Linked DNA regions of Homo sapiens: all the other regions are linked to region 2. The links are chromatin loops, found by intact Hi-C in ENCODE. Cell type or tissue: heart left ventricle. All regions are shown on one strand. Region 1 overlaps BARX1-DT (BARX1 divergent transcript). Region 2 has its middle 23 kb from the start of WNK2. Region 3 overlaps WNK2 (WNK lysine deficient protein kinase 2).

Region 1 (8,000 bases), 800 kb before region 2:
GTCCTGCTCTCCTAGACTGAGCCAGAATGGGATGGGGTTGGGACCAGCACAGGGCCAACCTATGGAAGGAGCCCAGTACCATGGGTGTCCTGACCAGAACTGAGTCCACAGGGCCCTGCCCTTTGACTGGAGATGCCTTGCCTGCTGTTCGTGCTTGGGTAGGAACAGGGCTGCCTCCCAGGGCACTCCCTGGTCAGTGAGCTGTGTCTGCAGGGGATGGCTGCTCCAGTCCATCTTCTCCACTCAGAGCAGGATGAGGTGGGTAACAGTAAGTCCAGATCTGGACACAGTGAGCGTGGTGTGCGGGTGACCTTTGGGCAGCTGGAGCTATAGGTCTGTCTCAGTGGCAATCAGCGAGGGAAAGTAGGGGTTAAGTCAGAAGGTGAAGGACCCCAAAAAGGTCATTGTGATACTGTGGAGGGAGCACTGGTTCCAATCCCAGCTCCACCTCTCAGGCAAATGAGGTCACCCCTCTGTGCCTCAGTTTCCTTGTTAGTAAATTAAGGGTAAAATTGCCAGTCTCCTACAGTGGAAGACATAAGTTTAAATGAGATCATGTAACATGGGGCACAAGGCCTTGCACAGAGGGTGTGCTCTCTAGAAGACTGACTAGGGCTTTTCCAGGTTGGGGAGTGCAGTGGAACCCACAACTGTACTGAGAGACAGACATCCCTTTTCAGTAGCAGGCCCAGAGAGCATCCCCATGGGCTTCAATACGGGGCACAGAGCTCAGCCTCTTAAGTCCCTGAAGGTCAGAAGTAGCTGGCTCTAAAAGTATCCAAACATTTAAAATCCAACCTGTGCTGTCTGGCCTGCTGAGCGCAACACCAACACCCCACAGTGGAAGCCATGAGCTCACTGTGTATGTCTGGAAGCTCCCCACCCCCGGGACTGAGGGCCTCCCGCACGCCTCTGCTCCATGGCATGCTCCCTCCTGCTGTGTCCACCACCTTCTGCGTGCTGTGTCTTTGCCACTGGCTGTGAGCACATTTGTACGTCTCTGCATGGTTAAACTGCACTTCCCGTGGGCAGATAAGATGCCTTTTTCTTTGTATCTTCAGCAACCAGCAAGGTGTTTGATACATAGAGAGGGAAAGTAAATACTGGATTATTTTTCTTTTTTTAAAAAAAAAATTTCCCTCAGCTTTACTGAAGTATAATTGGCAAATAAAAATTGTATATATGGCTGGGCATGGTGGCTCATACCTGTAATTCCAGCACTTTGGGAGGCCAAGGCAGGTAGATTGCTTGAGCTCAGGAGTTCTGGAGAACAGCTTGGGCAACATGGTGAAACCCTGTTTCTACCAAAAATACAAAAATTAGCCGGGCATGGTGTGTACCTGCAGTCCCAGATACTAGGGAGGTTGAGGTGGGAAGATTGCTTGAGCCCAGGAGGTGGGAGGATTGCTTGAGCGCAGGAGGTGGAGGTTGCAGTGAGCTGAGAGGGCACCAGTGGGCTCCAGCCTAGGTGACAGAGTCAGACCCTGTCTCAAAAAAAAAAAAAAAAAAAAAAAAGGATGTATTCAATGTGTACAATGTGATGTTTTGGTATATGTATATACCGTGATGATCACCACAATCAAGCTAATTAACATATCTATCGCCTTACATAGTTACCATTTTGGTGAGAACACTGAAAACCGACCCTTTCGGCACACTTCAAGCACACAATACGTGATTGTTAACTATAGTCACCATGCTGTACGTAGATCCCCAGAATTTATCTTATAACTCAAAGTTTGTACCCTTTGACCGACATCTTCTCATTTCTCCCTCACATCCCGGCCCTAATAACCACCATTTCACTCTATTTCTATGATGTCAACTTTTTTAGATTCCACATACAAGTGAGATCATGCAGTCTTGTTTTCCTTTATAAGTGGAACGGTTCCGAGTGAGCATGGTTAAGACTCAATATGACCAGCAGAGGGCGCAAGAACCAAGGAAGATGCGGGGGCGGGGCGATAAGGCCTCCCTGTGAGCAAGATTTCCTGGAAACACTTCTAGCAAGCAACACATTTATAATCTCTATTTTTTCTGTCATATTCTTTCCCTTTGCCTAGTCCCTGCAAGATTTGTCACTTGGCAGCTGCAAAGGCTCAAGGCTTGGGAAACTCCCAGAAAATCAGAGCCACCGCCCCCTGTCCATCCACATTTCAACAGCTGGAGAGGATTTAGATGGAATTGCCAGGGGTTGGGAATGGCTGGTTGGGAAGAAGCACTGTCGCCGGGGGTGGCCTTCGCCCTTAAGGGGCGTCAAGCCTACGTCACTGGGCTCTCAGCAGTTCGTTAGGCAGCCACTGAAGGGAGTGAGCGCCCTGTCTCCAGGGGTGTGCAAGGAGCTGGAAGGCAGGGTAAACTATTTCTACTCCAAAGGCTGTTGCAAGGATTGAGAGGGTGATTGTACGTTGTGCAATCCGGTGTCTGGGTATAGTATTAATAAGGGAAACATTTAAATTGTTGAGAACTCAGAAATGGGTGTAGGAAATGAGTCAGGTGATTCTGTGTTCCTAAGTCCCAAATACTGTTAAATTAATAGATGCTTTCCTGGAGAAAAGAATTTAAAAGAAAAAAATGTTAACATAAGGCAACATGTCTGATATGGAAGTGCAATATTTGTGCTATCAGAATAATTGAAACTGCACAAGAATTGGCAAACTGTGGCCCATTGCCTGTTTTTGTTTGGCCAGCAAACTGAGAATGGTTTTTACATATTTAAGTGGTTGAAAAAAAAATAAGAATCATATTTTGCGATGTGAAAATTAGATATAATTCAGGTTTTCATATCTATAAATAAAGTTGGTTGGAACACAGCCATACCCACTCATTTATGCATTATCTAGGGCTACTTTCACACTACAAAGACAGGGCTGAGTCACCACAATAGGGCCATGTGGCCTGCAAAGTCTAAAACATTTGCTTATATGGCCCTTTACAGAACAAGTTTTTCAATCCATGACCTAAGCTGTTAACACTAGCAAGGAGAAAGATTCACCTAAAAACCCCCTCTTGTTTTCTCATTTGGGAAAACTGAGGCTTGGACAGGAAATGGGCTTGCTCAAGGGCAGTAGCAGGAAGAGGTCTGCAAACCAGGGGTCCAGCTCATCTCGAGGTCCCCTGTGTGCTTTGCCAATCTGCAAATATGTGGAATTTGGCCATTTGGGAACTGGGCTTGTAAGCCCATTCCTGGCACCAAGAGGCAGGAACAAGGCAGAAAGTACAGATGTGACATGGGAGAGGGGGCCCAGGGAAGCCCAGTGCCTGTGGAGGTGGCACCAGCTCCTGTCCCATCCTCTTCGTGTGTCATCTTCAGTCAGTTCAAACCAGCAGGAGGCAGGAGGGCTGGCCTGGAGCCAGGGTACCAGAGGCTGATCCTGCCTGGCATCTGAGGGGTGGTGTGGCTGTAGCCTCCTTTTCCCCACCTAGACCCCAGAACTCTTGCCTGTAAAAGAAGCACCATGCCCCCTGTTCCATCCCCTCCCGAGCAGCACCCAGTGGGAGGTGCAGCTGGAGGAGGCAGTACCCAGCCCCCTCTCCCTTCCAGTCCTGGCAAGGTGGTGGAGGGGGGAGGTGGCAGGTGAAGACAGGACTGGTAGCCACAGTAGAGTCCTGTGTCAGGAAGGACAGATGCAAGTGTGAGTCCCTGCTGGAATGTGGGCAGGCCAATGTGATCTGGCCTGGCCTCCCTGCCACCAGGAGACATTCTGGAGGAGATGCTGTGGTCCACCTCACCTGGCTAAGGGGCCAGGGCCCAGACCCCTTCCCCAATCCCAGGCCTAGCTCCCCAGGCTGCCCAAGCTGGAAAGAATTCCCCACCCCCTACACAGGCTATAGAACCCTCCAAGAGCTCTGTGCCTATTAAACGTATTAAATCTGCAGAGCGTCTGGCACCTGGTGGGCACACCGCGAGCATGAAGGCCTCTTCTCTTATTAGGAGGACGGGACTGTGGCTTGGCCGTCCTTCTGATGAAAAGGAACAGAAAGTGGGGGGAGCGGGAGCAGAAGAGGAGACAAGAGCGAGAGTGAACGAGCAACAAAAGAAAGAAGAGGGGTGGGGGGAGGACTAAAAAAAAACAAAAGAAAGAGGAGGGGGAAATGGGTGGAAGAAGGGAAGAGAGGAAAAAAAAAAGCAAATAAAGAAAGAAAAGGGGAAAAGAAAGAAAAGCCGAGTCGTTTCCGCGGGCGCCTCGCCGCGTTCTGGCCCGCACGAGCCGGCCGCTCTCTGGGGTCTCAGGCTCTGCACGTCGGGGAGGCTCCTCGAAAAGCCGGGTCTGCAGCTTCCAGGGGCTGTGACCAGCGCTTCATGGGCTCTGTGGGAGCCCGGGGTGGAAACCAGGTCTCGAGCTGCGGCCTGGCACCAGCCCAGATGGGGCAAGGGAGGGCCTGCGGAGTCGGTCCGCACCGACCCTGACTCTCCTCGGAAGGCCGAAGCTGTATGCTCGTGGGGATCAGTCCTGGGCCAAGGGAGCATTCTCGAAGGGTCCACACTCGCCGGGGGGAGAGCGCCTGTGCGGGTCGCAAACACCATCCCCGCCCGGCCTTGCAGTCCGCGCCCAGCAGCGCGGCCGTGCCCACAGAGCCCCGGCACCCAGACGGCTACTTCCTGGCTCTGGGTGTGGCCTCAGGCGCCGCTGGTTCGCGTAACTGGACTCGGATGCAAGGTCTCTGCGGGAGCCGCCGGGGCTGGCGAGCGGTGGGTGTGAAATGGAGGCGGGACCCGTCCAGGGCCTGGAGGGCTGGGAGCGGCGGGCTGGCGGCTCCGCGAGTCCAGGAGCATCGCCTCAGGTTCCTGGACCACTAAGAACCGGGTCATCTCCGGGTCACAGGAGCGAGTTATTTATTTCCTATCTAAGGATCTGTCTTTTATTTTTATTTATTATTTTGGTTAAGAGACGGGGTCTGGATCTGTTGCCCAGGCTTGTGCAGTGGGGCAATCATTGTTCACTGCAGCCTCGAACTGTTGGGCTCAAGGAATCCCCCTACCTCAACCTGCCTAGAAGCTGGGACTACAGGCGCTTGCCACCACGCTGGGCTGTTGGATGTATTTAAACTAACACTTCCATAGAAAATTAAACATTAAAAAAATCAACAACAAAACTTACAAAACAAAAATAAAGTAGCGAATTCCAAAGGAACAAATTTGTAAATTGCTCCAAGAGGGGGAGCTTGGAAAGAGAGGGGGATGTGTCTAAAGGCGCTGTCACCCGAAACACAATTTGACCCCGAGCTTCTAGGGCTTTGAAATGACTCAAAACGAATGCCCACATTTGAGTTCGAAATTTTCATGAAAGAAAGGGTCACAGAGACTGGCTTCTCCAAAGAGAAAGCGAGTTGGTGGTCTCCAGGAGATAATGACCTGTAAGCGTGGGGAGGGGGTAATTTTATAATTCCAAAATTTTCTGTTTTGAAGCTAGAAAAGATGTTGCCAGTCTCGGCTCGGGGCAAAAGCAGGGCGAACGCCGCAGCCCACCCGGACAGGGCGTTCCGGGCGCGGTCCAGGCGGCCTCTGTCGGGCACAGCACACCTGCGGCCAAGGCCGGTGCCCCAGTCCCAGCAGCACCACCAACGCCACCAACAGCCTGCTGGGCCAAGGACAATCAGAACCAAAGGTTTAAAAAAAAAAAAGAAGAAGAAGAAAAAAGAAAAGAGGAAACGAGCTCCATTCCCGGCGCTCGCGACGCGTCCCCAGGGACGGACCGTGTGCTGGGTGGCTGGGCGCGCAAGGCTGCGCGGGGAGCAGAAGGCCGCGAGGTGGGGCGGCCCGGGGCCGCCTGGGCCCCTAGGGGCTGGACGTCAACCTGTTAGATAGAGGGCGTGGGACCCCCCGCAGGCGGCTGCTCGGACGACCGCATCCGGAGGTGAGCTGACCGTTCTGGAAGAAGCCTCCGCTCCACCGCGGCCCCAACTTCGTTTTGCCAATTAAGATGCAGACCCGCTGCAAGTGGGAGCGGAAACAAACTGCCCACGGCTGAGGCGGATGGAGGAGAGCCCAGCGCCCTCCAAGCGATGCACGATCCCCCTGCCGCTGGCTGCTGGCCGCTGAGCCTGCTCGAGTGCTCCTTCCAGACTTAGCTTCCTCCTCTGTACAACGAACGGCTCCTGGACCCGTTCGCACGCGGAGCCATTTCACAATCCCGTCTGGGAGGCGCTGGAGTAGGAGAAGGGTGTGGGTGGAGGGGAGGTGGTTCTGGAACCTACACCTGAATGCTTAGGGGATTCGGTTGTGGGAATGAGGTGGTCCCCTCCCTGTCCCGCAGCCTCCAAAGGGGCTGTAGGGTCTGAGGGGCAGAACATGGGTGGGGAGGGGGCCGGTTCTGCGCTCCGAGGGCCCCTCATCCAGCGACCGGGCGGCGCCGAGGAACCCCTGCCGCCCGGAGCCCCTCGCCGCCCGGCTGCTAGGGAGGGCGGCTGGCCCGGGGCGCTGAGGTCACCTTTTCCACTGCGCCCGCCGCGAGCAGGACGGTTTCCGGGATTTTCGCGGCGGCGGCTAGAGGCCTCGGGAGGGGGTGTGTCCCAGGCGTTGGGCTGGCAGCTGCGCCCCTGGGGTGGGGACTGCAATCCCAGACTGCACCCCACTGGGGAGGAGGCTTCCCCTCTCTGGGCCTCGGTGTCCTCGACAGGGAGGGGGTTCCCCTTCTCTGGGACCCTCTTTTTTCGGCCGCCAACGCGGCAGTGCCTGAGCAGAGGAGGCCCCGCCGCCGCCGCCGTTTTTGTGTAATTTTCGCCTAAAAGGGGTTTATCTGCTGGTTTGCCCTGGGGTCGGGCGACGGGGAGGCTGTGTCTATCAAGAGCCGGGGGATCAGGGACAGACCTACAAGGGAGGTGTTTTGGGCGACCGGGGGCAGGACCCTGGCTCTCTCAGCCCCTGGAGCCAGCTGCGGTCTCCCAAAGTTCCCTAGGCGCTGGGCATTCTCCTTCCAGCCCTCAGGGCCTCATTCCCAAAGCCACCCTCTGCTCATGCTGCAGGGCTGGCCTGGGGCTGCAGGAAATGGTCCTGGCCAGAGTCCAAGGAGCTGGGGGTGCACACCTGTGGAATGGGGTGAGGGCTGGGCTGCACTACTCTTTTGACTCCCCAAAATCTAGAGATGAGGCCTCCATCCTGAAAATGACCCCCTTCCCCACAAGCTGACCAAGAAGCTACCCCAGGGGGATGGCTCATAGTAAAATAAGTTTAGTGACAGCTGATGAACAGTGTGATCCCCAAATCCTTGGATCTGGAATCTGGGGACCCATTTTGAGGATGTGAGACCCTCAGGTCTTGAGCATGGGGCAGAGATGGTTCAAATTTGGGTAGCTTCTGTTAGGGCCCAAATAACAGGGGATGGGACAGAGGCTAGCTGGGCCTACTCAGGGGAGAAACCACCACTAGGCTATGCCCTTAGGGAGATGCAGAAGCCAGGGGGTGAGGAAGGGGCAGGGGCCCTGCTAAGATGGGGGAGGTGAGGGAGGAAGCCGGAAAAAGGAGCTTGATATGGCTCTGTACAAGAAGCAATAGTAAACCAGCCCTACTCACTGGAGTCCCTGCACCAGGGCTGCCTCTTGCTGGGCCTCAGTTTCCCATCTGAAAAAGGAGATGGTTGGATTGAGTGATACTATTGCACTCATCTAGGGAGGGTTCTCTGAGTCTACCCGTTGATAGGGGGAGCCTGACTGGGCTGCCCCAGCCTCCCAGGAGACACTGGCTTGTTTCTATTTGCCAGGTAGGATGTCAGTGGCTGCTTGGCCAACAGCGACAGGGCCAGCTTCCTGGTCTCTTGGTCTCTCAGGAGGAGGCCTGCTCAGTGTGGGATACTGTTGCTCTTAGTGCGCCCCTCTCCACCCTTTCCAAAGAACCATGTAGGCTCACAGCACCACTCTCCGAGGGAGTCCGAAGCAACTGGCGGCCATTGAGGCCACCTTCTTTCAGTCCCAATGGTAACTCTGAGTTCAGAAAGTCATGCAACAACTGGGAAGGAGAGACAGTGGGCTCTTGGGACTGGGATCTTACCAGAGTAAGGTAG
Region 2 (8,000 bases):
TTGGTCAGGCTGGTCTTGAACTCCTGACCTCAGGTGATCCACCCGCCTCAGCTTCCCAAAGTGCTGGGATTACAGGAGTGAGCCACCGCAACTGGCCGGGTCAGGGGTCATTCTTATTGCTTTTCTGCCAACTGCCCACACCGGGGCTGGCGTCTTCCTGCCCCACCGTAAGGGCCCAGGGCTCCAACATGAGTCCTGAGTGTGGGGACACCTGAATGATGGCATGGCTGTCAGGACAAGGCCTCCCAGCCTCCAAATGTCTGGCCGTGGGAAGGGGAGAGCCTCAGCCGCAACACGAGCCTGCTCTCAGCTCATGTGTGGCATGGTGTGGACATGGCACCTTCCCATAGCCAAGACAGCTAGGCTCCCTGCCCACCACTGAGCTCAAACCTGGGCTCCGCCATCTCCGTAACTGGAAAGCAGAAACAACACCGGCACCTCCTCCTGGGGATGTAGGGAAGAGTCAGTGTCCGGTGGCTCCCGGCGGCGGAAATTTGTCCCATCATCGCGGCTTACCAAGGGGAAGGTGAGCCTCTGTGGTGTAAAAGGCTTGTCCCAGCCCTGGCCATTCCACGACTCAGTTGGGCCCATTTCCCTGTCTCCACTGCCCTATCACCAGAGTGTCCAGGGAGAAGCTGGATGGCAGGGCAGGGCACCGAGGACCCCAGGAGCCCAGCCGTGGACTTTGGATCTATCTCCCTCCCTGCTCCCGACACCCTTGTCCTCAGTACTCAATTGTGGGTTCTGCCTCCTCAATCAGATCCCAACTAAAAAGTCACCTCTGCAGAGAGAAGAGGTTCCTGCAGGGCTCTCTGGTGACCTTCATCTGTGCTTGCAGCCCTGCCTGAATCACCCTCCAATTTTATTTTATTTTTATTTTTATTTATTTATTTATTTATTTATTTATTTATTTATTTGACACAGAGTCTCGCTCTGTCACCAGGCTGGAGTGCAGTGGTGCAATCTCGGCTCACTGCAAGCTCCATCTCCTGGGTTCAAGCCATTCTCCTGCCTCTGCCTCCCAAGTAGCTGGGACTACAGGCACCCACCACTGTGCCCAGCTAGTTTTTTGTATTTTTAGTGGGGATGGGGTTTCACCATGTTAGCCAGGATGGTCTCGATCTCCTTACCTCGTGATCTGCCCGCCTCGGCCTCCCAAAGTGCTGGGATTACAGGTGTGTGCCACCACGCCTGGCCCATCGCCCTTCAATTAAAGTGTCACCATCTCCCTTGCCAGCAGGTCTTAGCATGAGAACTGTGTCCAGCTGACCCTGGGCGCCTCCCCAGTCCTCAGCAGAGCCTGAGCCGCTGGAGGTGAATCATGATGGGATTTCAATGAGCAAGGCCTCCACTAGGCTCTGAAGGCAACCCCTGAGCCCAAGACGAGTGCTGGGGCTGTGGCCACTGGAAGTGTGACCCCGGGGGCCTGATGGCCTCCATTCAAGTCCTACCCAAGGCCACCCCAGGCCACACCTGCCTGAGGAAGAGATGCTCTAGTCTGGGGGCACTGCCACAACCTCACCTCCTGGGCCTCAGTTTCCTGTCTACAAATGGTGTCATGGCACTGCTGGTCCCACAAGGCCACTGAGGGGGCAGAGTGGATATCTGCAGGGCTTGGAGCTGGTGGCCCAGGCTGTATCAGCTACTGTAGTTCTATGCACCCAAGACCCCAAACTCCTGAGTCCACCCTTCCTAAACCCTGGACAGTGAGGGATGCTGGGACCGGGTTGGCATATTACCACTGCCCAAGGTCCCTGTCCTCACTGTGCCACATGAGGGGAGGCTGCTGGAATGACTTGGCACTTAGTTCATACCTGGGTTCCTGCCAGTCACAACCCCATCTCACAGGTCACCAGGCAACCTCCCGAGAGGCCCAACTCCAGGCAGGGATCAGCAGAAACCCCCAGGCCTGCCCATGCCCCTCCTCATGGCCCTCAGGCCTGCCAGCAGCTCACTGAAAGGGACACAGCTTTGGATGGTTCTGCAGCAGGGCCACTTGTAACACAACATTAATTTGTCATTCTGTTGAATATGTTAATTTACTCAGAGATATTGTTTGTAACTTTGGAATTGTTTTGAAAATGTGCATAAGTTGTACATGACACAAAAAGTCAGGATGGTCAGGTCTAACCTCCAGTGGATGCAGGAAGCCCCTCCCAAGTCCCTGACAGGTGTCTGCCCAGAGGTGCCTTACTGCATTCACATCTGTCATGTCACTGCCCTGGGACAGTGAATAGCCCTGCCTCTGCCTGCACCGCCCGGCCCCTCAGCTCTGCCTCGCTGGACACACTGCCGACCACCAGATCGGCCATTACATTCCAGCCCAGAGAAAGAATCATGGGGTGAATGAATGAGAACATGAATTAGAAAGGTCAAAAGTTCTGGAAATTGGGCAGAAATGCGTAACAACATCCTGGAGGTTGCCAAGAGGCCAGCATTGCAGGGAAATGCCCAACCATCCGCTACAAAATTCTCAAGCTGAACAGCACAGTTTACCGAGATATAATTCACATAGCATAAGTTTCATCCTTTTAAAGTATATAATTCAGTGTGATTTAGTATACTCACAAAGTTGTGCGACCATCACCACTAAGTCCATAAGATTTTCATCACCTCTAAAAACCCTGTACTCATTAGCAGTCACTTCCCATCATCCCCTCACCAGCCCCTGGCAACCACTAATCTACTGCCTGTCTATAGACTTGCCAATTTGGCACATCTCATATAAATGGAATCATACAGTATGTGGCCTTCAGTGTCTGGCTTCTTTCGTCTGAGCTGCTTCCAAGTCATCTGTGTTTAGCCTGCATCAGCACTTCATTGCTTCTTGTAGCTGAATAATATTCCACTGAATGGATAAATCACATTTTGTTCATCCATTCACCAGCTGGTAGACATTTCAGTTGTCTCCACTTTTTGGTGATTGCGAACAGTGCTGCAATAAACACTCATCTACTGTGTTTTTGTACATGTCTAAGTGGAATTACTGGGTCAAAAGGTAATTCTTTTTTTTTTTTTGAGATGGAATCTCACTCTGTCACCCAGGCTGGAGTGTGCAGTGGCATGATCTCGGCTCACTGCAACCTCCACCTCCCGGGTTCAAGCGATTCTCCTGCCTCAGCCTCCCGGGTAGCTGGGATTACAGGCGTGCACCACCACCACACCTGGCTAATTTTTGTATTTTTAGTAGAGACGGGTTTCACCATGTTGCCTAGGCTGGTCTCGAACTCCTGACCTCAGGTGATCCACCTACCTCGGCCTCCCAAAGTGCTGAGATTATAGGTGTGAGCCACCGTGCCCAGCCGTCAAAAGATCATTCTATGTTTAACCTTTTGAGAAACCTCCAAAATGGTTTTCCACTGTGGCAGCACCATTTTACATTCCCACCAGCAATGTGTGAGGTTCCAGCTTCTGCAGGTCCTCGCCAACACTTGCCCTCTGCCTGTTGGTTTTGGTTTTAATGCCGGCACACTGGAGGATGTCACCTGCCCTATGCCTGTTTTTTTGTTTTGTTTTGTTTTAGACAGAGTCTCGCTCTGTTGTCCAGGCTGCAGTACAGTGTCACAATCTCAGCTCACTGCAACCTCCGCCTCCCAGGTTCAAGCGATTCTCCCGCCTCAGCCTCCTGAGTAGCTGGGACTACAGGCACCTGCCACCACACTCGGCTAATTTTTGTATTCTTAATAGAGACGGGGTTTCACCATATTGGCCAGGTTGGTATTGAACTCCTGACCTTGTGATCTGCCGACCTTGTGATCTGCCCGCCTTGGCCTCCCAAAGTGCTGGGATTACAGGCATGAGCCAACGCACCCGGCCTGCCTGTTGGTTTTAATGTCGGCATACTGGAGGGTGTGGGCAGTATTGTGCTGTGGCTTTGGTATGCTTTTCTTAGGTGACTGATGATGTCAAGCAGCTTCCTCATATTCGTTCTCCATTTGTATCTCTCCTTTGGAGAAATGTCTATTCAGATTATTTGCCCAGTTGTGAGTTGGGTTGTTTGTCTTTCTGTTGTTGAGTTTTAAGAGTTCTTTATGGGCTGGACACAGTGGTTTACGCCTGTTATCCCAGCACTCTGGGAGGCCGAGGCGGGTGGATCACCTGAGGTCAGAAGTTCGAGACCAGCCTGGCCAACATGGTGAAACCCCGTCTCCAATAAAAATATGAAAAAAATTGGCCAGGCATGGTGGCGGGCGCCTGTAATCCCAGCTACTCGTGAGGCTGGGGCAGGAGAATCGCTTGAACTCAGGAGACAGAGGTTGCAGTGAGGCGAGATCGCGCCACTGCAATCCAGCCTGGGCAACAGGAGCGAAACTCCGTCTCAAAAAAAAAAAAGAGTTCTTTATATTCTGGATACTGGTCACCTATCAGATATAAGATCCTTGCAAATATTTTTTCCCATTCTGTGGGTTGTCTTCTCAAAAGTTTTTAATTTTGATGAAATCCAGTTGATCTATTTTTTTTTCTTTGGCTGCTTGTGCCATCAATCTTTTGGCCAGACCGCCACACTCTGGCCGAGGCCCTGCCCCTCCCCTCTGGGCCCCTGGTCACCTCCTTTCCCCTCCCACACCAGGCCTGCTCTCAGAGCCCAGGTGCGCTGCGGCCCCTGCTGGCGGCTGTAGGCATCGCCAACCCTGTCGTCCCAGTCCTGGGACGCGCCTGCTGCCCTCCCTCCCTGTCCGCGCGGGCTGGTTATCAAGGCTGACTGGCTTAATGAGGGGCTCTGAGAACATGGGAGTTAGAAATGATAAACTTGACAGACCAGCATCTGTGCTCAAGGCTACTGTCATTTTCCCAGGAAGGGAAGGAAAGGAAAACATTTCCCCTTCCCTGGTCCAGGTCCAGCACTAGACCACAGCCATTCCTCATTTCATGCTACCCCCACCCTGTGAGGTCAAGATTCTCATCCCCATTCAACAGAAAAAACCAAGGCTCAGGGAAATGTAGTGAGTGCTCAAAGTTCTAGGGTTACTAAACTCTAGAACAGGGACTGACTGACTGACTCACTCATTCATTCAACAAACATTTGTGAGGATGTGCCTCATACAGACCCCCTGCTGAGCCCAGGCACGTGGCAATAAAGAGAAACAGAGACCATGTTCTGGCGAGCTCACAGTCTTGGGAGACAGACAGCAAATAAGAGCCATAGGGGAAGTTCGGCGCGGTCGCTCACGCCTGTAATCCCAGCACTTTGGGAGGCTGAGACGGGTGGATCACTTGAGGTCAGGAGTTCGAGACTAGCCTGGGCAACAGGGTGAAACCCCATCTCTACTAAAAATACAAAAATTAGCCAGGTGTAGTAGTGCATGCCTCTAATCCCAGCTGCTTGGGAAGCTGAAGCAGGAGAATCGCTTGAACCCGGGAGGTGGAGGTTGCAGTGAGCCGAGATGGCGCCACTGTACTCTAGCCTGGGTCACAGAGTGAGACCCAGAGGTCACAGAGTGAGACCTATCTCAAATAAAATAAAATAGCCATAGGGAAGTCCAGGCAGGACCCCCAGGAGCCAGGAGCCAGGTTCTGGAGTTTAGAGTCGGGGATCTGTTGGGGGAGTATGGGAGAAGGAATGTCACTCTCCTGGAGCCCACAGCCCCATGCTGACGTCTGACTGTAAGGACTGGAAGCTTCGTGGTCCTGCTCCTGCTGCAAGCAGAACCTATTGCCCAAGATGCCCCCCGACCCTCCAGGGGCCTGCCTAGTGGTTCTGTTACCAAACAGAAGAGTCACAGACAGAAGCAAAGTGCGGGACTGAGAGAAGGCCCCTACCCTTGTCCATCCGTGTGGATAGACAGCCTATGTTTGTGTTTGCTTCACACATCTACAAAAAGACATTCTGGAAGGAAACAGAAGACCTAAATACATAAATAACCATGGCTGCCTGGGTGGGGCAGTGGGGACAGGCATGGCTGGGAGGCCTTTTGAAAATGTAAACAGTTAAACATCAGTATTCAAAATTTAAAAATAGAAAGCGGCCAGGTGTGGTGGCTCACACCTGTAATCCCAGCACTTTGGGAGGCCAAGGAGGGCAGATCACCTGAGATCAGCAGTTCGAGAGCAGCCTGGACAACATGGTGAAACCCCATCTCTACTACAAATACAAAAATTAGCCAGGCATGGTGGTGCACACCTGTAGTCCCAGCTACTCGGGAGGCTGAGGCAGAAGAATTGCTTGAACCCGGGAGTCAGAGGCTGCCGTGAGCCAAGATCACGCCACTGAACTCCAGCCTGGGTGACAGAGCAAAACTCTGTCTCGAAAAAAATAAATAAATAAATAGGAATGATGAAAATGTTCTAAAATTGTGGTGATAGATGTACCACTCTGTGAATATACTAGAAAGTACTGAATCATACACTTTAAACGGGTGCATTGTATGGTATGTGAATTATATCTTACTAAAGCTGTTTAAAAAGGAAGTGGGGGCCAGCTGCAGTGGCTCACGCTTGTAATCCCAGCACTTTGGGAGGCCGAGGCAGGTGGATCACTTGAGCCAGGAGTTTGAGACCAGCCTGGCCAACATGGGGAAACCCCGTATCTACTAAACATACAAAAATTAGCCAGGCGTGGTGATGTGTGCCTATAGTCCCAGCTACTTGGGAGGCTGAAGTAGGAGGATCCCTTGAGCCCAGGAGGTTGAGGCTGCAGTAAGCCATGATCACACCACTGCACTCCAGCCTGGGTGGAAAAAGTGAGACCCTGTCTCAAAAAATATAAATAAATAAATAAATAGGAAGGGGAAGGCCGGGCATGGTGGCTCACACCTGTGATCCCAGCACTTTGGGAGGCCAAGAGGGGGCGGATCACCTGGGGGCGGATCACCTGAGGTCAGGAGTTCGAGACCAGCCTGACCAACATGGTGAAACCCAGTCTGTACTAAAAATACAAAATTAGCCAGGCGTGGTGGCGGGCGCCTGTAGTCCCAGCTACTCAGGAGGCTGAGGCACGAGAATCTGTTGAACCCAGGAGGTGGAGATTGCAGTGAGCTGAGATCCTGCCACTGCACTATACCCTGGGCAGCAAAGTGAAACTCCATCTCAAAAAATAAAATAAAATAAAAATAAATAAATAAACGAATAGAAAGGGGAAAACTAACAGTGCTGAAAGTTGTTCACTGAAATGTGAGAGTGGTGCAGATGGGGGCCAGGGAGACCTACAGATAGATGTATCAGCCTGATTTCGCACAACCCGGGGATGGTCAGCAGGCATCAGAGCCCCCAGCAGGCTTGCTAAAATATAGACTCCTGGCCTCACCCTCAGACCTTCTAAATCAGTGGGGTGGAAGAGGCCAGGGCCTGAGAATCTGCATTTCCAACACGTTTCCAAGGATGCTGGCACTGTGGTCCTGGGATCCTCTTTGAGGGCTGCTGGCCTAGATGGCCTTTGGTAGCACTGGGCACCTTGGGGATAGGAGAGGGAAGGAAAGGTTAACCATACACCATTTTGAATTTCATACTGTGTGATTAGTCTATAACAAAAATATATAAATAAGGTTTAAACGTTTAAATATTACTAGAACTTATAGAAATTAGGTGTGTGTAGCTGAGATGGCTAAGTGTCCTCCGCTATTCATTCTCTTTTTCTTCCTTAGGCATAGAAACCCTGAACTTTAGTTGAGAACATGGTTGCCTGGAGTAGAAACTACATCTCCCAGCTTCCGTTGTAGCTAGGTATGGCCACTTGGTGAAGTTCTGGCCACGACACATGAGTGAAAGTGTCCAGAAAGCTCTGAGAAGTGTCTTGGAGGGTCAGAGCGCACCTTTCTTCCTCCCTTCCTCCTTCCTGCTGGCTGGGATGCAAGCTTGATGACTGGAACTCAAGCAGCTATCTTAGGTCATGAGGTGGAGGCTACACGTGGAGAAAGCCAGGGCAGGAAGCTGGGAGGAAATGGGTGTCTGAGAATGTGGAGCTGCCACCGCAGCCATGTACAGCATGCCTCCAGACATCATTTGTGTAGTAAAGAAATGACTGTCTTGTTTAAGCAACTGGTACTTTGCCGTTTGTGTCACTC
Region 3 (8,000 bases), 59 kb before region 2:
TCTCCCTGTCACTTAAGTGCTCACACCCAAAAGCCATGATATCCACAGGGACACACTGGGAAGACAGCATGAGACTTCCACCATATATGTGTCCCCTTCTGTTCCCTCCACCCCCGGGAGGGTGTCCCCACTGCTCTAGGAGGCTTGGCATCCCCACACACTCCACGCCCTCCTGGTGGGAAGAGCCTCCCTGCTACTCCCAGGTCTGGAAGATTTGAACCAGTCGACCCAAGCTGGGGGCCAGCAGGCTCCTGCCTGCCCTTTCACCACAAAGTGGAGAGAGGGTCTGGGTCTGGTTCCAGGAGGACAGGGTTTGGCAAGTGCACAGGAATGGCTGGTGCAGAGCAAGCCACACCATCCCCCATGCTCTGTCTGGAGTCGCTCAGTCACGGAGGCTCTGGGTGTGCGGAAAGGGCTGTTCACAACCCCATGGGAACGCAGCCAACAGATGAGAAAACCAATAAATATGCAACTACACACTGTGCCAAAAATTACCAGTCAGGGCACCCCTGCCCCCGAAGAAAAGCTCCAGTTTCAGGCAGCCTGGGGAAGAAGGCATTCCCCACCCCACCTAAGGCACGGGCAGGTCTGAGGTCCCTGGAGGAAGTGGCCTCTGTGCAGGCATGATGTTTGAGCAGTGGGTGGTTTATGTCACTACAGGGCCAGGCAACGGGGCGCCACTTGGACAAGAGGCAGGCACTGGGCCTGCTCTGCAGTGAGTGGTCAGTGGGCTCAGTGGAGCCATTTTGATGTCCACACCAGGCATCTGCCACTGACCAGCAAAGGGGAGGCCTGACAGAGCTCTTCCACCTGCTGCCTCCAACATTCTCTGCTGGTCTTAAAACAAACTCACTTCCTTTAAATCCAAGTTCCCTCTTTAACCTCATCTTGAGCAACAAAATACACAACCGCATTGACAGGTGAGCCAGTGTGTGTTTTTTCTAATTCATGATTTTAAAAAGAACATCACGGCTGGGCACGGTGGCTCACACCGGTAATCCCAGCACTTTGGAAGGCCGACGCGGGCAGATCACCTGAGGTCAGGAGTTTGAGACCAGCCTGGCCAATGTGGTGAAACCTCATCTCTATTAAAAATACAAAATTAGCCAGGTGTGGTGGCAGGCGCCTGTAATCCCAGCTACTCGGGAGGCTGAGGCAGGAGAATCGCTTGAACCCGGGAGGTGGAGGTTGTAGTGAGCCGAGATCACACCATTGCACTCCAGCCTAGGCAACAAGACTGAAACTCTGTCTCAAAAAAAAAGGACATCATTATAAAGATGAACATTTTTCCCGACACCACCAAATAAAAGTGGCCAAGGAGTGTGAGGAGTCACAGACGGAGGCTGATGTGCCCCTAGACTTCTTTGCAGAAAAGGGACCCTGACGCCGGTGACCTGTCCCAGATGCTGCCCTCCATCTGGATGAGTGCAGCCAGGGAAGGAGGTGCTCAGTTGGGGGTGAGTCGGCGGCACTGGACTCTTCCCACATTCAGTCTTCTTTGTCAAGGGCTCCAAGAAGTTTACAATTCTCTGAGGCAAAAACCTGAACTTGAATATCTGGCCCCTGGTTGCTTTTGTAAATCATACTATTTTATTTAAAAAGGGAGGGAGGAATTATTAGCTGGGTGTGGTGGCACACGCCTGGTGTCTCAGTTACTTGGGAGGCTGAGATGGGAGAATCACCTGAGCCTGGAAGCAGAGGTTGCAGCTGAGCCAAGATCCTGCCACTGCACTCCAGCCTGGGCCACAGAGCAAGACCCTGCCTCAAAAAAAGGGGGTGGGAAGGGGCAGAGGGAGCAGGGGAAGGTGCCAAGTGAGCTTTACTCTCTTAAAGGCCACCTGGGACCCTGCCGCCCGCACATACACACCGGTACTCACCCTGTCACCCACACACAGAAGGAAGTAGGTGCCTGCCTGCCCCAGGGGTAAGTTGGGATGTAAAATGTGTCATCATAGGGTCAAACAGTTGTAAAAGATGCCATTTCCAGCATTTTATAAATACTGACTTTTTAAAAATGTTCTTTGAAATGTTTCCCGTGGAACCCAAATGTCGGCAATCTGATGCCCTCCACCAGCTGTTTCTAAACACGGGAATAAACACGTCTCCAGCTCCAACCAGGACGCAACCTCCATTCCCACGGAGGTGATGGACACGACGCGGCTCTTCCCGAAAGCCTCTCACTGACTGCCCTGCCACACTTCCCTGCCATCACATCATTCCTATCGGAATCTAGCTTTCCTTAGTTTCCTGCGAACGTAAGACTCTAAGGACCAAAGGATTTTCTTCAGAACTGAATCACTATCATAAATTAGCAGTGCATAGTTGACCAAAGCAAAGGGATAACTAATTTTGTTGAAAGTGCCTCCGTTACTGAGCCAGATGGAGCTCTTGTGCCAATTACTTGGGGTGTCCATGGGTGACTGTAAATCATATGTAGAAGGAGGCAGGCCCAGCATCGTTCTGTCCACCTTCTGGTGTGCGGATGTTGAACTTTGAGAAAGCCTGATCCTGTCAGCCAGTAGACGGGTGGAGAGAGTCTGTCATGGCCTTGTCACAAACTCTCCATGCTCCCTTGAGCACGTACAAAACTTCAGCTGTCCTTCCCCGGGACAAGCTGGCAGCCATGCCAGGGACTCCTCTAGGTTCTACTGAACACATGCAATGGGGGTGGTGCCCGGTCCATACTGGCTTCCCATGCCAGCACCCAGCATAAGAGCCAGCAGCAAGGGGAGGTCCAGGGAAGGTCGGGGGTCCCCACCCACCTGCCTGTTAGGAAGCCCCCATGCCCAGCATGAGCACGGCAGGTCAGTTTTGGGACTGGCCCTCTGTGCTGGGCCCCGCCCTCCCCACCGCAGGGCTCCGGTCACAGGGCAGGCTGCAGGAGCCCTCCCCACCCCAGGCCCACCCAATACCCTCCATCGTGGGCAAAGACAGGGCCACCATGGGATGCTAGTGGAGCTGTCACCACGTGGCAGGGATGGGTGGGCAGCCCAGGAGGAGGGCAGGACCACAGAATGGAGCCATGAAGGCCAAGATAAAGAAGAGGACCAAAGGGGGACCCAGGCTGGGTCAGGCACCCCTGAGGCAATGAACCATGACAGGGTGCAGCTGACAGGACTGTGGACCACCTGGGGTCTGATGCTGGGGCAGCACGGGCAGGCAGGAGCCTTCCCAAGGTGCCCACTCCCCGGGCCCACCACACCCACAAAGCCTCTCCCGGGACCTGAAGCCTCACAGTCCACAGACCAGATGTGGTCCTTCCTTCCAACAGGAACCTCACCAGGGCTGGACAGCCCCCAGCCCCCTCCTCAGGCCACCCCATGGAGGTCTCCCCAGCTAGGGCCTCAGGGAGACCCAACCCTCTGCCCAACAACAGCAGTGACACGCCATCCAGTTAGTCTCTCTGCCCATCAGCTCCTGGCTGGGCTGCAGGGTCATCAACTCTACCTCACTGGGCCCCATCCCCCTTCACAAAACAGGAAAGGTCGGAGGTCTCCTCAGGGTTAGTGCACGGCTGTGCTGACAGGTAGAGTTGCCCAGAACCGCAGCTGGCACAGCCAACCTCACCCTCGGCCCCTTCCTACCATGTCCCGTCCTGCACTGGTGTTGGGCAGCATGGACAGAACAGGAAAAGCTATTCCAATCAGAGAGACGGGGTGGAACCTAGGCTCAGACACTAACCCTGCCTCTGAGCTCAGCTCCCCATCTGTGTAGTGGGCAGATAGCAGCACCCATCCCCCACAGTGTCCAGCCCTCAGCAAGTAATATGCACCCTGTGTACACCCTCGTGGGCTCTGGGTGGTACACCTGCCTCCAGAGGAGGCCTGGCCCACTGCAGATCAAGCAGACAGGACCTATGCTCATTCACACCCTGGGGGAACCACTTTAAACAACCAAGACTCCCTCCCCAACAACCCTGCAGCCAGGGAACCCTGTCCTGGAGGAAGAGAGGATCCCCTTTGGTCCCCAGGCCTCCAACACCAGGTGATGTCCCAGCCAGGAGGAGCCCGGCGCTAAGCAGGGTGGGGCCTGGATGCGCCTGCACTCTCCAGGCTTCCAGGGCAGGGCACCAAGGCCAGTGCCACCATCTGCACCTGCACTCACCTGGATCAGAAATGACAGAGCCCAAGCGAGGAAGCAGGTGGGCAAGCTGGTGGCAACAGGTGGAGCTGGGCACATGGCATACGGGTGTTTTATTTCCAAATAAATGTTTTAAAGCTTGCAGGGCTGACCTAGAGCTCCATAAAAGCAAAGGAGCCCCCACATAGCCTCTTCCACCTGAGCGACCCCACTCTCAGCACTGCGTGTCCCAGATGGGCTAAGCCTCGGCCCACACTACCCTGAGTAGGCGCCTGCCCAGCCCTCTGTGGACAGGGGTCTCCCCAAGGACCAGCATCCTTAAATGAAGACCACCAGCTAAAAGCCAATGACAAACTTGGAAACAATCCACACTTAATCCTTAACACTAGGGGTCTCTGAGGGGAAAGGGAAAGGGCTTCCTCCCTAGGATCCATATCCACACTTTTGGATGCAGGTATCCCTACTGTGGTCAGAAGAACTGATGAGCATTTGTCCTTGTGTGCACTTTTTGAAAGAGAGGAGCAGGAGGGACTCAAGCCGGGCATCACCCAGGGCTGCCACAGGCCCTCCAGGACAGTGGCCAGCCCCGCCCACGGCATGTTGACCAATGGGACTGGGGGTGTTGGTAGATACAGACCATTCACATTTAGGGGAAACGGCTCAGAAAGCTACCTTGTCAGAGGGCCACCTCGTGCCAAGGCACCTGCCATCAGGCTGGAGGGAGGAAGAGAGCTTGAACCCATGCCCCTCCCCTCCAGGGACATCCAGGTGCCCTCCTCTCCTGTCTACAGGTGGGCTTAACACGGGCAGCTGAGGGGCAGAGGGACACAGGCCTGGCCCCGGTCTCAGCCACAAGTCCTGGTGCCATGTCACTGGGTGGCCACCCTCCTCTCCAAGGCCAGAGGTCAGCAGGCTGCCCTGGCCCTGCATGAGTCCTGAGAGCCAACCTGTCACATCCAGGCTCCCCACGCCCGTCTGTTCTCCTTCGGAGGCAGGGGGAAGAGGGAGAGCCAGGCAAGGGGTCCCTGGGGCAGAGGGGTGCAGCCAACTCAGGACAACCAAACCCCAGGAAGCCGGGGCAGCCCTGGCCCTGACAGCCAGACAACCCAGACACACACCCCCAACATGGACAGGCAGCTGTGCAGGCAGCAGACACTGCAGGGCCAGCCCCAAAGGAGGAGGCCTTTCCTGTTCTCAAGGGAACACTGATGTTACTTCCTGACGGGGAAATGTCTGCTCGAACCCTCGGCCCTGGACCAGAGCAGTGGTTCGACCACCCCAGGATGAAATGAAAATGGGGCCCTCCCAGTGGGCACACAAGTGAGGAAGAGAAATCCCCATGGGGCCATCCCACCACAAAAACTTTCCTGATTGCAGGCCTGGCTCCTCCCCAGGAGAACACATCGGCACTCACCCAAGGTAACTGGGAGCCCGGCGGGCACAGGCCAGGCGGCCACCCCTGCATCTGACCACATCATGTATCTGGTTTCTAGAAAGGGCCAGCCCCACCCCATGGCCACTTCCCGCAGGGACACCTAAAGATAGATTTGGATAGCACCAGGGACACAGGTCAGCAGGGTTAGCAGCTCCACCATCAAGAACAGCTCCTGTGGGGTGGGGCAGGCGGGGCACCCCAGGGCAAGGCCTGTGGAATCCTGTGGAGTTCCACAGAATTCTGAGGAGACAGCTGTAGAGGCCAAGCTACTGGGGTCTTCCTGCGGCTGCCCTGCCCCCACACAGGGTTCAAAGGCTCAGGGCACCCCAAGGTGGCAGTGGGTGAGGGTCTAACAGTCTGTGGAATATTGTGGCCCCTCGAAGGCAGGCCCTTCCCCCCACCCCACCCCCCCAACGTAGGGAAATACCCAGACCTGTAGCTCTGGGCAATGAGGAAGGGCTGGGCATTCTGGTGCCTGCTACTGTACAAGGCCCTGGTTCTGGCTTGGTCTTCTACGCCTACGCCCAGAATGAAGTCACCTAGGCCTCACTTCCTTTCCTCCCCAGAGGCCCTAGGTGGCCCAAGCTATCACCAAGAGCTAAGATGACCTTGAAGGCCAGGCTACTAGGATTCAAGGCCGGTGTTGGCCTCAGGTCAAGATGTCCACTGAATAAACATGTGCCCAGGCACAAACATCTGTGGTGTCCCTCTAAGCCAGGAATGGCACCAGGCTGCTTGGCAGGGGAGTGGGGGCACCAACAGATGGCCCCAGCAGCATGAGATCAGGGCCACAGGAGGACCATGGAAGGGTAAAGCAGCATGGGGGTGAGGTTAGGCCCCCCTGCCCACATCTGCACCCCAATCCCATTAACTGACTCCTCAGTACCTCCCAGAACTGGCGGCAAGAGCCTTGGGGACCACAACCGAGACGGCAGGTACACAGCACACATATACCTGAAATAAACCTCAGCACCATTCATCCTCATGCCACCATTCTGACTCTTCTGGAGAAAAGGAAACCCCACACTCAGCACTGCTTCTCCCACTAAAGTTGTGCGGCCCAAAACAGTAGCTACACATGTGGCTAATGAGCACTTGAAATCAGGCCAGTACAGGTTGAGATGTTCTGTAAGTGCACAGTACGTGGCAGCGGCGTAGTATCTTCTTAAAAGATTTTTTGGGCTGGGCACGGTGGCTTTCGCCTGTAATCCCAGCACTTTGGGAGGCCGAGGCAGGCGGATCACGAGGTCAAGAAATCAAGACCATCCTGGCCAACATGGTGAAACCCCATCTCTACTAAAAATACAAAAATTAGCTAGGCGTGGTGGTGCACGTCTGTAGTCTCAGCTACTTGGGAGGCTGAGGCAGGACAATCGCTTGAACCTGGGAGGCAGAGGTTGCAGTGAGCCGAGATCTCGCCACTGCACTCCAGCCTGGCAACAGAGCAAGACTTCGTCTCAAAAAAAAAAAGATTTTTTTGAATCTTATTGATAATTTTATATTGATTCACATCAAAAACATAATATTTTAGATATACTAAATTCCATCTGTTAAAATTAATTCCACCTGGTTTTTTTTTAGTTCTTTTTGTTTTGTTTGTTTGTTTGTTTGTTGTTGTTGTTGTTTTGAGACCGAGTCTCACTCTGTCACCCAGGCTGGAGCGCAGTGGTGCAGTGGTGCAGTGGTGCGATCTTGGTTTACTGCAACCTTTGTCTCCCAGGTTCAAGCGATTTTCCTGCCTCAGCCTCCCGAGCAGCTGATACCACAGGTGCTCGCTACCACGCCTGGCTAATTTTTGTTTCTTGTTTTTTGATACAGGATCTCACTCTGTCACCTAGGCTGGAGTGCAGTGGTGTGATCATGGCTCACTGCAGCCTCGACCTCCCAGGCTCAAGCAATCCTCCCACCTTGGCCTCCCCAGTAGCATCACACCCAGCTAATTTTAGTATTTTTTGTAGAGATGGGGTTTTGCCATGTTGCCCAGGCTGGTCTCAAACTCCTGGGCTCAAGCGATCCACCCACCTCAGCCTCCGAAAATGCTGGGACTACAGATGTGACCTACCATGCCTGGCTTCCACTTGTTCCTTTTATACTTTTAAAGTGACTGCTAAGCTGAAAATTGCACATATGGCTCACATTTGTGGCTCACATTACATTTCTATAGGACAGGAATGCCTTGGAGCATTACCACTAAGCAGTAGACTAAAAGCAGAGAAGCAAGGCAGAACTTCAGCAGTCTAACAGGGCTGGGAAGATGGCAATCAGAGCCCAGAGTCTGGCAAGGAAGAGAGGCCTTGGTAGACGTGCAGGCTTTCAGATTAGCCCTTCCAGAAGGGCTGTATACTAGAAGTCTGGATAAAACAGAACAGACCAACCAGCCCTCACAGGGGCTGAAACACAGCTTTGAATCAGTTCAATTCCAGACGGGGTTAATATGATTTGCTCTTATTCTGCTGCCTACTAGAGGCGGTAAAAAGTAAATCTC

Evidence for each region. A loop is a pair of places that touch in the nucleus more often than their neighbours do. Peaks named below come from ENCODE experiments on the same cell type or tissue, not always from the same donor. Only the 100,000 strongest peaks of a DNase experiment are listed, where the experiment ranks them.
Region 1: it touches region 2 in a loop (10-fold over the local background); 21 of 110 quality-filtered maps call a loop at or near these places.
Region 3: it touches region 2 in a loop (2.2-fold over the local background); 3 of 110 quality-filtered maps call a loop at or near these places.

What each region holds. Positions count from the first base shown.
Region 1 is chr9:93,957,074-93,965,073 of GRCh38, reverse strand. BARX1-DT (BARX1 divergent transcript) reads right to left here. Exons shown (of 2, transcript NR_144455.1): 2 at 7,152-7,561. The region is part of intron 1 of LOC124902216 (a long non-coding RNA gene); the gene reads right to left. Among named protein-coding and RNA genes, the nearest start is that of BARX1-DT, 5.2 kb to the right of the region's middle. In heart left ventricle, a CTCF peak has its summit at 1,924 (motif pointing right); DNase peaks (open chromatin) are centred at 1,953, 4,513 and 6,063; H3K4me3 peaks cover 1,332 bases; H3K27me3 peaks cover 5,745 bases.
Region 2 is chr9:93,156,730-93,164,729 of GRCh38, reverse strand. No RefSeq gene overlaps it. Among named protein-coding and RNA genes, the nearest start is that of WNK2, 23 kb to the left of the region's middle. RefSeq lists a silencer at 4,488-4,617 and enhancers at 7,767-7,826, 7,867-7,916. In heart left ventricle, CTCF peaks have their summits at 4,391 and 4,593 (motif pointing left); a DNase peak (open chromatin) is centred at 4,609.
Region 3 is chr9:93,215,952-93,223,951 of GRCh38, reverse strand. The region is part of intron 2 of WNK2 (WNK lysine deficient protein kinase 2); the gene reads right to left. Among named protein-coding and RNA genes, the nearest start is that of WNK2, 36 kb to the right of the region's middle. In heart left ventricle, a CTCF peak has its summit at 5,606; DNase peaks (open chromatin) are centred at 4,061 and 5,551; H3K27ac peaks cover 1,983 bases.